2 separate regions of the Homo sapiens genome follow, and region 2 is linked to region 1. A link is an interaction called in ENCODE POLR2A ChIA-PET data of the cell type or tissue named here. Cell type or tissue: Caco-2. All regions are shown on one strand.

The links. ChIA-PET counts read pairs that join two places held together with the same protein. Peaks named below come from ENCODE experiments on the same cell type or tissue, not always from the same donor. Only the 100,000 strongest peaks of a DNase experiment are listed, where the experiment ranks them.
Region 2: POLR2A ChIA-PET joins it to region 1 with 11 read pairs; 2 of 35 experiments call an interaction of 5 or more read pairs at or near these places.

What each region holds. Positions count from the first base shown.
Region 1 is chr20:45,459,749-45,462,248 of GRCh38, reverse strand. No RefSeq gene overlaps it. Among named protein-coding and RNA genes, the nearest start is that of WFDC2, 8.8 kb to the left of the region's middle. In Caco-2, a CTCF peak has its summit at 2,440 (motif pointing right); no DNase peak of the experiment used is centred here.
Region 2 is chr20:45,884,147-45,886,646 of GRCh38, reverse strand. It overlaps ZSWIM1 (zinc finger SWIM-type containing 1), which reads right to left. Exons shown (of 2, transcript NM_080603.5): 2 at 1,381-2,500. It overlaps SPATA25 (spermatogenesis associated 25), which reads left to right. Exons shown (of 2, transcript NM_080608.4): 2 at 1-156. The coding sequence ends at 130. Among named protein-coding and RNA genes, the nearest start is that of SPATA25, 2.2 kb to the left of the region's middle. RefSeq lists an enhancer at 1-314. In Caco-2, no CTCF peak of the experiment used is centred here; a DNase peak (open chromatin) is centred at 1,477.

The DNA of each region.
Region 1 (2,500 bases):
ATATATACACAATGGAATACGACTCAGCCAGAAAAAGGAACAAAATAATGGCATTTGCAGCAACCCGGATGGAGTTAGAGACTATTATTCTAAGTGAAGTAATTTAGGGATGGAAAACCAAATATCGTATGTTCTTACTTATAAGTGGGAGCTAAGCTAAGATAATACAAAAGCATAAGAATGATATAATGGACTCAGGGACTTGGGGGGAAGGGGCAAGGGGATGAGGGACAAAAGACTACACATTGGGTACAGTGTACACTGCTCGGGTGATGGGTGCGCCAAAAAATCTCAGAAATTACCACCAAAGAACTTATCCATGTAACAAAAAAACCCCTGCTCCCCAAAAACGATTTAAATTAAAAAATTTTTAAAATACATAAAATAAAATAGTCTCTCTGAGTGTGTCAGTTATATTTGATTAGGGATCACCCTATAACCTCATTTCAACTTGATTGCTTATGTAGACTCTATCTCCAAATAAGGCCACATTCCAAGGTACTGGATTTCAACATATGAATTTGAGGGGACACAATTCCACCCGTAAGAGAGAGTAAAAATATTGCTCTGTGTTCTGAGCTGAAAATGATTCCACAGGTTCTTTCACAGCTTTATTTCTTGTAAAGGGTTACAGCCAGGGCTGGCCCAGCTCCCTTTTCCTCTCCTAGCAGCAGCTTTGATCCTTTCTGATGAATGAAGGGAGAAAGGTGCCCTTAGGCCAGTCCTGCTAACAATGTTCTCTGCAAGTACATAGGTCTTGCCTCCAGTTCTCTGCCTCCTACCAAATGGCTTACCCAACAGAGTTACTCATAACGCTACCAGCAATTAGTTACATCTCTGTTTTTTCCATTGGCCTGTGGTCTCCCCCAAGAACAGGGACCAAGGTTGATTCATAGTAGTGAATAGCAGAGTCCATCTCCTGCCATGATTCTCAACTTCCACACTCTCAAATCAGACTCCCTCAAACACTGATGTTTGCCAAACCTGGTCCTTAGTACAAGCCTGCAGGTGTCTAACCAGCATTTGTGAGTACCCACTGCATACCCATACACTGCCAAACAGAGGCCAACATAGTGAAACCTCATCTTTACTAAAAATATAAAAATTAGCCAGGTGTGGTGGTGGGCACCTGTAATCCCAGCTACTCAGGAGGCCGAGACAGGAGAATCTCTTGAACCTGGGAGTCAGAAGTTGCAGTGAGCTGAGATCGTGCCTCTCCACTCCAGACTGCATGACAGAGCAAGACTCCAACTTGGGGGAAAAAAAGGCACATCATCTTTGGCACATTTTTTATATATAAAATTATAGGCACTTGACCTTGGTGCCCACTCAGGGCTCTTCCAAGTGTATTTTCCTTTCTTTACTGTTCTAAAGCCTTTAAAAATAAATTTCCACACTTGCTCTGAAAAAAAAAAGATTATATATTAGCTAGAATTTTTATTCTTAGTAACCTTAAATTTTAGCAAAAAACTGGGATGCAAGCAATGCTGAACTGAGTCTGAGTACAGAATCAAGTTATCCTGGAGAAAATCATTGATTTTCTAGACCTTTGAAATAAAATGTTTTAGCATCAGGCTGCAACAGTGGCTAGAACTGGAGGGAAAAAATAATTACAGGAGCTGACATTAAAGTTGAAGGAAAGAGTTATCAACTAGGGCTTTGTACTCAGATAGCAGCATTATAAATGAGAACGACTCCACAATTCTTAGAAATGTTTCCCCATATCATAACCCTTTCTTAATTGGACATCACCCAGATGTCCAATGAGCATTTTAAATAATTGTCAGATTTTTAAACTAAACAAAAAGTTTACCTTCAAGCATTTATCCCATTTATATTTACCCTATTTATTTTTAGGAGTTTATCTAGATGACTATGAGAACTGAGATATTAGACAAATCTAGTCATCATTTCAAGTTATTTCCTTGTTAACTATTTTAATAGCCTGTTCACCTAGGTAAGAACCTTCAGTTAAACACATGAGTACATGCACAAAGGTCCTATCTTTTTTACCTTGGAACTCTAGCCATGAGACAGCAACACAAACTTACCAGTTTACAAAAGATGGTTGAACCCAAATTATATTTTTGGCAAGTTGGAACCTGTTTACATGGCTAAACTTTGTTTTCCCCAATAGGTAATCCAATGAAGGTTGTGAACCAAAATTGTGGGTAAACCAGTTTCCATGGTAGTTTAATTTTTAAAAACCTCTTTTACTTGTTTTTCCCCTCTTTAGTTTCAAAAGAGTTTTCAGTGTTTACATTTTAGCTATTAATAGAACTAGCGGAACTGTATTAGAAAAACAAAATCTGGGACTGGGTGCACTGGCTTGTGACTGTAATCCCAGCAGTTTGGGAGGCTGAGGCGGGAGGATCGCTTGAGGCCCAGTGGCCCAGCAGGGGAGACGGACAAGGAAACAGGCAGTTCTGATAAGAGATTGGTTTTTAAAAAAGTGTTCTAGACAGCCAGCAGGGGGATTTATTCCCTCTGCCTAAGGAAA
Region 2 (2,500 bases), 420 kb before region 1:
GATGGCCCATCCGGAGCCAGAGGGTGCTGTGGAGGGGGCGCGGTGGGAGCAGGCACATGCCCACACAGCCTCTGGGAAGATGCCCCTAGTGAGATCTAAAAGGGGCCAGCCTCCTGGCTCCTGCTTGTAGATGGATGAAATAGCACCAGATATGTAGGGTGGTTTCTCCGTATGGTTCTTGGGCAGACAGGGTTGGGAGGAGGGCCTATGGCAGGGATGGGGATAGAGCTGGTGGTTGAGCCATTCTGACAAATTCCAGTCCTTCATCAGGGACTTCCAGACCCTAAAGTTTCTCCAGATACCACTAAGACAGGAGATAGGTTTTGTCAGGTAGATACAATGGAAATTATCTGAGGTAGGGGCCCCTGCTTGGAGAGTTAAGGCTGCTTTTATGTTGTTTTGAAGACTTGATCAGAATTTTTTTTTTTTTTGAGATAGGGTCTCACTGTGTCACCAATGCTGGAGTGCAGTGGCACAATCACAGCTCACTGCAGCCTCAACCTCCTGGGCTCAAGTGATCTTCCTACCTCAGCCTTCCTGAGTAGCTGGGACTACAGGCACGTGCTACATCCAGCTAATTTTTGTATTTTTTGTACAGAAGGGGTTTTGCCATGTTGCCCAGGCTGCTCCAATCTGCCTGTTTTGGCCTCCCAAGGTGTTGGGATTAGAGGCGTGAGACGCCGTACCTGGCCTACCCAGAATTTTTTTTTTTTAATTTTTATCTTTTAGACAGAGTCTTGCTCTGTCACCTAGGCTGGAGTGCAATGGCATGATCTTGGCTCACTGCAACCTCCGTCTCCCAGGTTCAAGTGATTCTCCTGCCTCAGCTTCCCGAATAGCTGGGATTACAGGTGCCTGCCACTACGCCCGGCTAATTTTTGTATTTTTAGTAGAGACACGGTTTCACCATGTTGGTCAGGCTGGTCTCAAACTCCCGACCTCAGGTGATCCGCCTGCCTCGGCCTCCCAAAGTGCTGGGATTACAGGTGTGAGCCACCATGCCTGGCCAGAATTTCTTATATTAAGTCCTAGGTATTTGAATTCTCCTCTTGCCTTAAATTTCCCAGCATGTTGAAGGCAGGTCATAGGACCATAGGCAAGGAAGGAAAATTAATACTTAATTGAGCACCCACTAGGTATGCCTGCTCTGTGAACATACCCTGTGGAGATCCCCATTTTTACAGATAATCAGGTTGAGGTTTAGAGGGGTAACTTATCCTAATAAGTCTCATAGCTAGTAAAAGGCAGAACCAGGCACAAAAATCAAGCAGGGAAGGAACCAACCAGGATTCACATGTTGTATAACACTCTAAAGTCTATTCTCTCCATGATATACCCTAAACTGCCTTCTATGGAACAAAAAAAAAACTAGACAAGTGCTAGAATATGCAACATTCAGTTTTATTGACCCCAGGATGGGACAAGGAAAAAAGTTCAGGGAGCCTGGCTGAGTCAGCTCCCCAGAGGGGCCTCTTCCCCTGTAGGAAGCCTCCCAGCCCAGCTCACTTAAAGGAGACGGGTTAAGTGAGTCATCTCATGACTGGGGCAACTGCTACCAAGCCCCAAACCTCAACCTCACCACCTGATGTTTTATCTCTTATCTTAGACCAGGGGTTGCCATTTATTTTATTTTTTTTAGATGGAGTCTCACCCTCCCAGGCTGGAGTGCAGTGGCAGCAGGATCTTGGCCTACTGCAACCTCTGCCTCCCAGGTTCAAGCGATTCTCCTGCCTCAGCCTCCCGAGTAGCTGGGATTACAGGGCCCCCGCCACCACACCTGGCTAATTTGTGTATTTTTAGTAGAGACAGGGTTTCACTATGTTGGCCAGGCTGGTCTTGAACTCCTGACCTCAAGTCATCTGTCCACCTCAGCCTCCCAAAATGCTGGGATTACAGGCGTGAGCCACCATGCCCAGCTGGATTGCCTGCTTTTTTAAAGACCTTTGAGCTAAGAAAGGTTTTTACCTTATGAAAATGTTAAAACAGGCCGGGTGCGATGGCTCACGCCTGTAATCCCAGCACTTTGGGAGGCCGAGGCGGGCAGATCACGAAGTCAGGAGATCGAGACCATCCTGGCTAACACGGTGAAACCCCGTCTCTACTAAAAATACAAAAAATTAGCCCGGCATTGTGGCGGGCGCCTGTAGTCCCAGATACTCGGGAGGCTGAGGCAGGAGAATGGTGTGAACCCAGGAGGTGGAGCTTGCAGTGAGCAGAGATTGCGCCACTGCACTCCAGCCTGGGTGACGGAGACAGACTCCTTCTCAAAAAAAAAAAAAAAAAAAAAAAGAAAAAAAATATTAAAACAAAACCAAGAATATACAACAGAGACTGTATGTGGCCACCTGAGTAAACTAAACAGATTAAGATTTGCTGACTCCTGTCTCATTGAGCTAGACACATGCTAGGTAGCAGGCCATGGTAGATGAGAAGACCCTTCAACCTTGTCCTTGTTGTCCTTGTTCTGGAAGGAGGGCCCACGGAAGTACAACAGTGTAAG